3 separate regions of the Homo sapiens genome follow, and regions 2 and 3 are each linked to region 1. The links are chromatin loops, found by intact Hi-C in ENCODE. Cell type or tissue: Calu3. All regions are shown on one strand.

The links. A loop is a pair of places that touch in the nucleus more often than their neighbours do. Peaks named below come from ENCODE experiments on the same cell type or tissue, not always from the same donor. Only the 100,000 strongest peaks of a DNase experiment are listed, where the experiment ranks them.
Region 2: a loop joins it to region 1, with 12 times the contacts of the local background. A loop is called at or near these places in 68 of 110 quality-filtered maps.
Region 3: a loop joins it to region 1, with 10 times the contacts of the local background. A loop is called at or near these places in 11 of 110 quality-filtered maps.

Annotation. Positions count from the first base shown.
Region 1 is chr14:24,733,557-24,737,556 of GRCh38, reverse strand. No RefSeq gene overlaps it. Among named protein-coding and RNA genes, the nearest start is that of GZMB, 100 kb to the right of the region's middle. In Calu3, no CTCF peak of the experiment used is centred here; a DNase peak (open chromatin) is centred at 2,436.
Region 2 is chr14:25,149,042-25,153,041 of GRCh38, reverse strand. All of the region lies in intron 2 of LINC02286 (long intergenic non-protein coding RNA 2286), which reads left to right. Among named protein-coding and RNA genes, the nearest start is that of LINC02286, 5.2 kb to the left of the region's middle. In Calu3, a CTCF peak has its summit at 1,919 (motif pointing right); no DNase peak of the experiment used is centred here.
Region 3 is chr14:25,399,054-25,403,053 of GRCh38, reverse strand. All of the region lies in intron 2 of LOC112268135 (a long non-coding RNA gene), which reads right to left. Among named protein-coding and RNA genes, the nearest start is that of LINC02286, 240 kb to the right of the region's middle. In Calu3, CTCF peaks have their summits at 2,010 and 2,230 (motif pointing right); a DNase peak (open chromatin) is centred at 2,243.

The DNA of each region.
Region 1 (4,000 bases):
GCCCTCACACAGAGTCCCTACTGGGGCATCGCCTAGTTGAGCTGTGAGAAGAGGGTCACTATCCTCCAGACCCCAGAATGGTAGATCCACAGACAGCTTGCACTGTGTGCCTGGAAAAGCCACAGACACTCAATGCCAGCCCATGAAAGAAACCAGGAGGGAGGCTGTACCCTGCAGAGGCACAGGGATAGAGCTTCCCAAGACCATGGGAACCCACCTCTTGCATGAGCATGACCTGGCTGTGAGACATGGAGTCAAAGGAGATCGTTTTGGAGCTTTAAGATTTGACTGCCCAGCTGGGTTTTGGACTTGCACGGTGCCTGTAGCCCCTTTGTTTTGGCCAATTTCTCCCATTTGGAGTAGCTGTATTTACCCAATGGCTTTATTTACCCAATACCTGTACCCCCATTGTATCTAGGAAGTAACTAACTTGCTTTTGATTTTACAGGTTCATAGAAGGAAGGGACTTGCCTTGTCTTGGATGAGACTTTGGACTATGAATTTTTGATGTAATGCTGAAATGAGTTGAGACTTTGGGGGACTGTTGGGAAGGCATGATTGGTTTTGAAATGTGAGGACATGAGATTTGGGAGGGGCCATGGGTGGAATGATATGGTTTGGCTGTGTCCTCACGCAAATCTCATCTTGAATTCCCATGTGTTGTTGGAGGGACCTGGTGAGAGGTAATTAAATCATGGGGGCAAGTCTTTTATGTGCTGTATAATGTGAATGGGTCTTACAAGAGCTGATGGTTTTAAAAACAAAAGTTTCCCTGCACAAGCTCTTCCCTCTTGCCACCACCACGTAAGAAATGCCTTTCACCTTCCACCATGATTGTGAGGCCTCCCCAGTCATGTAGAACTGTGAGTCCAATAAACTTCTTTCTTTTATAAGTTGCCCAGCCTTGGATATGTCTTTTTCAGCAGAGTGAAAATGGACTAATTAAAAAAGGAAATCTGTATATTTGAAGAGACATCTGTATCCTCATGTTTATTGCAGCTCTATTGACAATAGCCAAGATATAAAGTCAGTTTAGATGTCCAACAACAGATGAATGCCTTTTTAAATGTAGTCTGTATACACAATGGGATATGATTCAGCCATAAAAAAAGAAAGAAATCCTTTCATTTGAGGCAACATGGATGGAACTGGAGGGCATTATGTTAAGTGAAATAAGCCAGAAACAGAAATTTAAACACTACATGTTCTCATTCTTATGTGGAAGCTAAAAAAAGTAGATCTTATAGAAACAAAAAGTTAAACAGAGGATAGTGGAGCCTGGGAAGGATGGGGTAAGGGAGCGACAGGGAGAGATGTGTTAAAGGATATAAAATTACATATAAAGTTACAGCTAGATAGATAGAATAAGTTCCAGTATTCTCTACCACTGTAGCATAACTATACTTAATAATAATATATAGTCTTAAATAGCTAGAGGAATGTTCCCAACACAGAGAAATAATAGGTATTTGAGATGATAGATATGCTATTTGCCCCAATCTGATCACTATACACTATGTGTCTCAAAACATCCCTACATACCACATGAATATGTACAATCATTATATGTCAATTAAAGAATAAAATAAAAACATGTTCAAATAAATAAAATTAATTTGGAAGCCTAGTATCCAGGTTGAGCAAGTAAGTTGAAAACAGTAGGACCATTGAAGATGTGAAGAAGTGATGAATACAAGAATCCTTATAATTAAGTAGGTTATGTGCCTTAAAGAAACTCTGTGTGACTCTGTAGAATAGTAATCACTGAAATGTGTAGTTACCAAAAGCAGTGAAACAAGATGACACATGTTCAGTTTCTCTAGAAACAAACAATTAGTTGTGTGGAAGAAATGAAATAATAGAGTCCAGACTGTCCTGACTGTTTGTTCCTGGGGCAGAGGTTTTCTTCAGGATAGCACGGCAGGGTGCATCTTCCTAATACCTGCTGGGTGAGAAAAAAGTGGAGATTTGTAACCCCCATCAAAGAGAACCTCACCTTCCTACTTATTAGTGCCAGAAATAATTCCTCCAGGGTCATCCTTGGAGGAACAATGGAAAGAGGAGGAGGAATCAAGCCCAGCAATGCCAAGACGTCACTGTTTCAACACACTCACACCTGCCTCTTTTGATGAAATGACACTTCAGGGGGTCAGAGGTGGGCTTATTCTTTCAGCTATGTCCTGAATGAACGCACAGTAGGGAGGCCCTAGTTCTAAACAATTGTGAGCAATTATTGACTGTAATAAAAACAAAACTGCCATCAAAAAAAACTGTTCCTCGTTGCATGCTACCCCTCCTATTCCTTAGAAGTTATTACATGAAATGGACTTGCCAGCCCAGTATGTTGTCACTCTTGCATCTTCACATGACTCTGCCTCGTTGTAATCATCACCACCTTTTTTTTTCTTGAGTCCTTGAAGCAAGAATGGATCAAGGGAATAATTTAATTCTAGCGCCCTCTGCTGGTCCTGTAGAAGGGCAAGATGTCTGAAACTACATCAGTACTTGCCACATTGTTCACTACCGAAAAGCCGTTTTATTATTTTATTAACTCCAGAGACGTCACATTTTGAAATTTTTCTTTCAGAAAAACTCTGTCTATTACGTATTTATTAGTCTACCAGTTTGCATCTATTAAAGTCATAGAAAACTGCCAATCAGAACTTGTGACCAACATGCAGTAACCAAGCTTACTACACAAAGGTTATGTATTTCTAGTTCAACATAAAAATTCATACTTTACCTAGCCTGTAAAATATTGTTGGTAAGTGTGCAATTTCTGTGACTTTTTAACATATTGCACATAACTTAAGGACCTGGTTCCTACACAGAGATCCAGGGACCCCAGGTTTTGAACCATAGAGTCAGAATGTCTATCTCAGTACCTAAACAACAGGCATGTTTCTGACATATTCTTACTTTACTAGTAAGCACTTCTGGATGATCGCTAAATGTTTCTTGTTACTTGCATATAATTCTTCAAATTACTTTGGTGTGTTAACTGGTCATATCGTGGCCTAGGTTTTCAGGTAACAGGTTAGCAACAGCGATGAACAGCAGAGTGGGGGTGGAGATGGTATCTAGGAGGTGGCATACATAGGTACATGATTAGCGATATCTGAAATCCAATTCTCAGTTGCCTTCTTGCCCCATTGCCCTCCAACTGCATTACAGGATGGTCTCACAAACAGAAAGTTGATGTATTCACAGGAGAAAAGAGAGGGAGATGGCACAACATGGTAGACTCAGCAGAGTATGTGAATGGGGCCCGGGGGGAGAAAGGCAGGGGAGTGAGACAGTCAAGAAATAGGGGAGGGATAGCATTAGGAGATATACCTAATGTTAAATGACGAGTTAATGGGTGCAGCACACCAACATGGCACATGTAATATATATGTAACAAACCTGCATGTTGTGTACATGTACCCTAAAACTTAAAGTATAATAAAAACAAAGAAATAGCCAAGGAGGCCTCTGAGGCCAGAGACTCATTGTTCTCACCATGGCGACTGACACAATACCTGAACTCATACTAGGCTCTCAAACATTTGGAAAATTTCTGCAGGTATCATGCTTACTTCTCCTAGAAAAGCTCTTAGCTAGGTACAAAGCTTTACCACTGACACTAATAATCAAGACTGCTAAGATGATAATCAAAAGTAGCTTGTTCAGTGGTAGAATTGAGCTTGCTATGTGGCTGTATTTTGTACAGAAATGGCTGTATGTTTTCGAAAAAGATGAATGTGTCTCAGAGTGATTTTCAATGTGTGATTTTTTTCTTTTAAAGTAAAATTTCATTGCAATATAACATGCAAATGGAAAGGTACACAAAGTGAACACAACTACCTAACCAGAACTCAGATCAAGAAACAGATCATTCCAGCACCCAGAAGACCTCGTTGTGTCTCCTTCCTGTCATTCGCCACAGCCCCATCCCTGCTATCCTAACTTCTATGCCGTAGATGAATTTTGCCTATTTTTATAATATACACACATACAC
Region 2 (4,000 bases), 420 kb before region 1:
CCAAAAGGTATCTATAGATATTAAAAAACATTACAGAAGATTAAAAAGGGAAAGGGTAGGTTTTATGGTAAAATAATTTAGGGATATACAGAGTAAGCAAAGGTAAGCAGATGTCTTTTCATTACTGCAGAACTTCTCAGCACCTTTAACAAGCTACTGTGAGTTCTAAATATTCAAAAGGAAGTTAACAGTATATGAATGACTCAAATTTATTTGACGAAATGATTATTTTTTCCACTGAGTACCTCCTAAAATAGTGTTTAGAAGACAGCCTATGGAAAACATGGCTTAAAGGATAGAGGATACCATTTTATAACCAGGTAGAAACAAGAAGTAAAAAAGGAGAGATTAAAGAAGCATTAAGGGATACCTGATGGGAGAAGGGCTCAGAAAGTATAAGAAGGGATGTGGCAAAAGTGAACAGGTGGAGGCTAGAAGGGTGCTTCTTCCTCAGCTGTCTGAGAGGCATAAAGAGAGAGGGAGAGAAAAAAGTGTCAGCACATCTACACAGAGCAAAGGGAGTGGAGGAAATTCACAGGGGAAGACTTCATTCTTTTCACAAAAGAAAAGGTTAGATGTGCATAAAGGACAAAGGGCAGGGTTGACTAAGGGAAAGAGAAATATAAAGCCATCAGGGCCTGGGAAGGGGCACCAGGAACAAGGAATAAGTGAAGAAAGGGAGATGGGACAATATCAATTTCAAAAATATGCTTTTATTAACTGTCAAGATTGTAATTATGCATAAGCTTTGACCTAAAATTTCATTTTAATGGCATTTACTCCATATATATATATATACACACACATATACTTGTATAAGTCTGTAGTTACAAGCCCTAGGATGTTTATTAAAACACTGGTTATATAGCAGAAAATTTTTAAAAACATCTACATGTAAATTACTTAAGGATAGTTAATAAATTAGCCCACATTCTTGTATCAGAACAGTAGATAGGCAGACAATAAGAATATACTGACTTGAAAAGATGTCCAAGATATTTTATTAAGTGAAGAAATCAATTTATAGAACAATATGTATAACATGAACCCATGTGAAATAAGACAGTGCGTGTGTGTGTGTGTGTGTGTGTGTGTGCGCGTGCGCACATGCATGCACACAAAAAAATGTCTGGTGGTTGCATGTCTAAGTACATAGTTCTAGGCTATGGTTTTGGCGGAACTCAGGCTGGAAAAAAAGGAGGAATTTTTACCTTTTACTTCATATCCTTCTGTTTGGACATTTTTACAGTAAGCACATACTGCATTTATAGTTGTTACAGTTTGTTCCTTTCTGGATCTGCACTCTTGAGACCCTCCTCCTTCTCCCCTGCAGCACGACTTTGCCTCCCAGCTCCCAAGAATCAAGGGCAGGCTGTACTCTCCTGATGTGACTCAGGCCCTCCTAGACCTCAGGGCCTCATGAAAGACAGAGTTTGCTTAGATTTACTGATAATTTCACTTTGTGACTTCACTTTGTGGCCAGTCCTTTCTGGCTCTCTGATCTTCAGACCACAAAAATGTCATCCAGCTCTAAGTTTGATCCCAATTCTACGCAGACTAGAAAGGGCATGCTGGGACAATGACAAAACATTAATTTTGGGGGCAAACAAGCTTTGTTTCCAATAAATAACATAGAATGAATTCCTGGAACATAAGTGTGTTATGTTCACCATAAATGTGTTACATAAGTGCAGCCTGATCACATAATACTAAAAAATCAGTAAAAATACCGATTTGAAATTATTTTTATAGAAACATGATTTTACCTGAACTTCCCTATTATTTTTTCTATGGACTCAAAATTCTTCTCTTATTTTTATTTTATTTATTTTCAAGGAGAAATTCATTGTCCGATATTCACTTTTCAGAAAATTCAGTCAAAATTTGCTTACAAGCCGTGCAGATGTTTCTTATAACCACTAGGGGTCAGACTACTACGTTAGTAGAAGTCAAACCCAACTTGAAACGTGGTATTAATTGGTTGAGGATCAGGCTGACATTCTCCTGCATAAGAACAGAAGACTGACCATTTAAATTAAACATTTTATAAAGGAGATAATGAGAAAGAATGCATTTGACAAGAGAGACTCAGAAAGTTGAAACTATCATATATATAATAAATATAACATAGTAAAGAAATTTCATCCTTAATAAAAATTTCAATTATTCACTTGCTCATTCTCATTGGCAAGATATTACTCCAGTCTAAGTGGGCTCAGATCAGAGGATTAATCATTGAACTGGGCAAATGTTAAGAGAGCAGAAACAACTAAAATCATGAAACTGTCAACAAAAAAGAAGAAATCCTCATTTATAAAGGATAAACCACATGACTAGCAGAGGATTGAGATGAATGGCAGAAACATTTTTCCAATGGATTTCAGCCATGGTAACAATAAATCTGAGTCATCTCACAGCAATGGGTGTATTCAGGAGTGTGGGCAGAGGGCAGCTCTGGACTGGGCCTCTGTTCCACTCCCAGCTCTGCCACAAATTGACCCTGTGGTCCTGAACACACTCCTTCTCTTCTCCTGATCTCAAAATGTCTTGAGTAAGATTACATGATTTATAAAGAATCTTCAGGCCTTAAAATTAAACAGATTTATCTAACAATATTGTTACATAAAAGGTAAGAAAGTGAGGGGAAAACTTGCCAAGATTTAAGTTTTAACAAAAATTTTACAAATGAGGGTATTCACTCTCAAGATACATTATTACAAATTGTGTTTTTTAAAAATGGAACAAACTGAGATCATAGACCATATTTACTGTCAGACAAAGTAATAAAAAGTCAAAATTTATTTACATTTTTAATGATAGTGTTTTGAAGTAAATACTCTAAGTGTATATGTAAACATATATGCGGGTTATTCCCTGGAATGATAAACAAATTAAAAAGTGGTTACCTGTTGGGGGCGGGGTAGAATTAAATGGATATGGATAGTGTGGCTATAAGAATATAAGGTTTGCTTCTTCATATATTGTTTTGATGTTTTTGTGATTGTATTATATGATGTATTACATTTTTTAAATTTTGAATATATCCATTGCCTATTCAAATTTTTTAAAAATTAATTTTAAACTTTATACATAGGACAAAAATGTGGGCCAATACAAAAATAAACACAACTGAATATGAAAATCCTCCATGATTTGAATGGGGGTTAGAAATGACACAGGGATATTCGTTACTAATATAAGTTGGCAATACAACAGTGATACTGTGTTTTAAATGGCCTGCATCAAAATACCTCAACCAAATTGGTCACATCTTAATGGTTGTATCTAAAGATTTTATTTGGTAGATTTTTCACCTGTGCCCCAAACCCTCACTGAGCTGCTTATACCTCATATGACACCAAATCAGGAGAAGGAAGAAGTTCCTCCCTCCCCCTTTTTTCTTTACATACACACATGCATGCACACACAGGCACACACTGGCTTGTGTGTCAATGAATATTAATATATGCAAATAAACAATGGAGATGGTTACAGGGAAATTGATTCTGCAAATTGCTAACCTAACTCACAGCCTTCTCAATATACAGGTCAAATGTAATTTCTATCAAAATTCCAGCAAGAGAATTTGTAGATGTAGACAAGATTATGGTAAAATGTATATGGAAAGGCAAAGGAACTAGAATAGCTACAACCATTTTGATAAAGAATAAAGCAAGAAGAATTACTCTACTTGATTTCAAATTATATAGCTACAGTAATCAAGGCTACATGGTGATAAAATAGACACATACATTGATGGAGCAGAATGGAGAACCCAAAATAGACCCATACAAATATGTGCAGTTACTTTTTCACAAAGGTGCAAAAACAATTCAATGGAGGAACGATAACTTTTCAACAATGGTGCTGAAACAATTGGACATCCGTAAGCCAAAAAGATGAACGTGGCCCTAAGCTTCAACATCAAATTAAAATTAACTCAAAAAGTATTAGCCTGAGCAACATGGTGAAACCTCATCTCTAAAGAAAAGTACAAAAG
Region 3 (4,000 bases), 670 kb before region 1:
ATTGCTCCATGAAATATGGGCAATTCTATCCTAGTAATCAGTTGCATTTATCACTTAAAGATGAATTTACCTTATTTTTATAAGATTGCTTTGGGATATGGTTGTGGGAATAAAAAGCAAATTCCTCTGCCATTTTGGGTTTATTCTTTATTTCTAAAGGAAGGAAAGAATAAAAAAGAAAGCATACAAATATCAGAGACTTGCAGCCCTATATCCTGGACTGACAGTGCTATTATTCTCTCCTCTGAAACTTTTTCCAGCTCCACTTCTAAACTTGAAGTAAATAGACAGGCCAATGGCCAAGCTGTGGCAGTACCCCTTTCTACTGATTGCACACACCCATTTAACACTTGCTGCACAAAGCTGACACCAAGGAATTTACTCCAGTGTTTCAATTATTTGAAACTCTAGATTCCCAAAATATCTAAGTAACTATTGTTTTGCTTCTTGCTTTTCTTTTCTCCACTCCTCCATGAATCGGGTTATATTGATCAGCAAGCAAAGAAATACATTCATGTATTTATTCAATGAATTAGAAATGCCAAGAGTTCTTCTGGGAGCACTGAAAAACTCTGCGTTTTTGCCTACGCAATGCAATAGTCAGGGTGACAAAAGAATTATAACTTAGATTTGGACACACATTCCAGTCTTCTTAAACTTTTATCCATAACATATTTTGGAGTAGAAAACATTATTTGATAGGGAAGATAGCCTTTTTAATGGGGAAAAATAAAGGGGAAATGAACCCCCATCAGACAATTCTACTCTTCTGCCTAGCTGAAAGTGGTTAAAAATAAATAAAATTTCTTTATTTTCTAATTAACAGCCATAGAGCTGGTCTCGGGAAACTATGCATTAGTAGTCAATAAAAGGGAAAAGGTCCAACATCACCATGCAAAGATGGTAATTAAAAACAGGAGGAAGAAATGCCTGTTATAAATTACACTACACTTGAGGCTATAAAAATCCTCTTTTTAATTAACTGCAAGAAGGAGGCAAACAAACTGAGCTTTTACCATTGGTGACTGAAGTTTGGAGACAAATGATACAATCATTTTTTAACGTGTCATTGGTAAGCCAAATACCAGTAATCACCATCTCGAGGGGTGTGGATCATCCTGAACAAATTTCAAAAAGATTATCATTGAAAATTGTGGAGTCTTCACTGCTTCACTCTAGCTCACCTATCACAGCAGAATCCAGAAATATCTACCGTAAGAACCAGACTTTTCCCAAAGAACAAAGGCATTTGTCCAAACTTCCTATGTGAAAGTCACAACAGAAACATCCAATACTGCAGATATTTAATTGAAACACACCTGCCTGTTTTCTCTGTTGCAGAGAAAGCCATTCATTTTAGAAGTAGTTTGTTAGTCAAGGACTCTAGACTTCAGGGTCTACTGCCAACTTCATTTGTGTTTCTTTCGCGGGGAATGGGGGTTAATTTTTACCTTGGCCACTATTTCACGTGTTGTTAACCATCATATTATCAGAATAATGGTGAAGTCATTATTGATGTATTATTTGGTTTCGTAGGAAAATCCTGCCACATATCTATAGCATGATAATGGTGACATGTGTGACTTCGAACCTCTTTCTGGTCTCTTATCCAAATCTGTGGTTTACTGTGGTCCTGAAGATTGTAAAGCAAACATCAGCACTAGGTTGGGAATTATTTTAATACTATTAAGTAGTATGATTCAGTATGGGGGAAAGAAACTAATCCTCAGGAAGATTAAGGAGCCTGGCTTAACAATTAGTCAAATTAAATGTGTCAAAGTAGAATGAGAGATGGCATTGCACCTCCCATGTTGCTCTTTATTTTCCAGTTTCTCCTCTTAGAGCTTTAAAAAAACGACGATGTAATCACCTGACCAACTTACTTTTCCTAACAAAGGAAAAATAATATGATTTCTAAGCATTTTATTTCTGTTATAGAAAAAAAAACTTTAAAATATAAAGACTAAAGGCAAACTACCGTACTATAAAAGCTGTCAAGTGACTAGATGCATCCCTGGAAAGATGGAGAAAGGGCATTATTTAGGAACGAAGTAAGGACCAAGCCCTCACTTTGTGTCAACACAATTTAGTCCTTATAATATCTGAGTCTATTGCCATATGGCAGCGCGTACTTCTCCCTTTCGCTCATTATCAATCTTCAGCGCCACAGTTATAGAGCAACACAGCTGAAGGTCACATTGAAGGATGATTCTTGAGAATAAGGTGGAGTTCTAGGCAGCGCCTCTAGATGGCACTCTTTCTTATCAGTAGTCAACGCGAAGTTTCATTTCCTATCTTCACAACAATCAAATGACTAAAATTGGTCCTCTTATAATTTGATATAATTGTCCTATGCCATCTTAATAGAAATCTGGATGCTTACATAACACATCAGTCAAAGTTCACCAACGGCAAATTGTGGTCTTGATTTAAGGAAAAAAAAAATCATATATCACCAGAATACTTCATTTTCTGCTGCTGTCCCGATTGAACCCTGCATAGCCAGCATTCTACCATGTGGAAGTGATCCTTTCAGACCTATTCAGTTCTTACAGCTCACGTCAACCCTACCTCCCATGTCACTAAAGTAATAAAAGAAGAGGGAAATCAGCATATCTAGTACCCAGACAGGTTACCTCCTTAAATTTCGTACCACTCAACAAGAGCTAAGTGAGGGTGAAAGTCACCGTATCTGTGGCTAGAAGCAGAAGAAACTGGAGTCAAGTGAAAAGTAGCTGAACTTCTCACCTACAAGACTATCTCTGTAGCTAATGGATTGGTGACCTCAACAATAACACTAGTCTCCCTGCGTCACTGATGGCACCAGGGATGCTTCTGTGAAGCTTAGAACTAACCTTAAAGTTGTTGCGGCACCCTTCACCCCCCTCCCAGACACAGTAGTTCCTGGATGAATGAGAAATGTCCCCTCATGTCCTTTAAATACTGCTGCCTCTCCCCCATAAACACACACAGTTCTCGGGAAACAAGGAATACCTTGTTCATGCTTTGAAGAGGGACACACTTAAGCACTAGTGGCATGGGCACACTTACGATGAGTATGGTAACCAGTAACGAGGAAATGTAGAAGTCTTGAGTGTTGGTTGTAGAGCAGAAAACTGAGGAAGGTTGATGAAATTTCTACCTTTTATGCTTCAAATGAATTTAGTGAACACACTTTAAAATGCCTTAGGGGTCTCCAAGAATTCATAGTTCCGTAGTAACTATAGGTATTTCAGAGAATGACAAAGTAAAAACTTGTGCTCCCCTCAAATTTATTTTATTTCACTTTATCTCATTTTACCTCCTGATCCTAAATGTAGGCATTCTATTTTTCAAATCTGGACTTAACCATGAGGTTTGCAGATAGATCTCCACATGAATAGAGGGCTTTAAAAAATTCAATACAGGTGGACTTTTAAGATTCTTAAGAAAATACACAGGTGACCTCTCAATAACCCTTTGTCCTCAAAGCAAAGACCCTTGTGCTTCTTTGCAATTAAAAATTCTTATAAACATTCACTCCTCACTGAGTTATTTTTCTAGTAGCTTATCTTGTCAAGACATTACACAGTAAAGGTCATAGGTGCCATACATAAAAATTTAGTTATATAAGGAGCATTAAATAATTTAAATGGACTGTTTAACTTACCCTGGAAGTTTTCCACAAAGCCGAAGGTTTTATTTAGTTGTTTAGTCCATCTATAATTCCATTTTTACTCAGAAAACTCATCCTTAGGACTCAGGAGTGGGGGAAAAAAAACTATAGCTGTAGATTTACTCAGAAACATTTTAAGCTTGCCATTTTCCCAAATATTGCTCAAATGTTTAGAGCTCCATAAAACTCAAGCCACATTGGATGAATTCTTTAAACACCACCAAATGTAGTTTTCTAAGAAGAAAGCTGCCAATTTTTTAAGACACAAGATTTGAGCCTCCAGATGGCCCTTTTCGGAAGGGGTGAGTACTAATTGGGTTTGCATGTCCTCGTTTGACTCTTTAG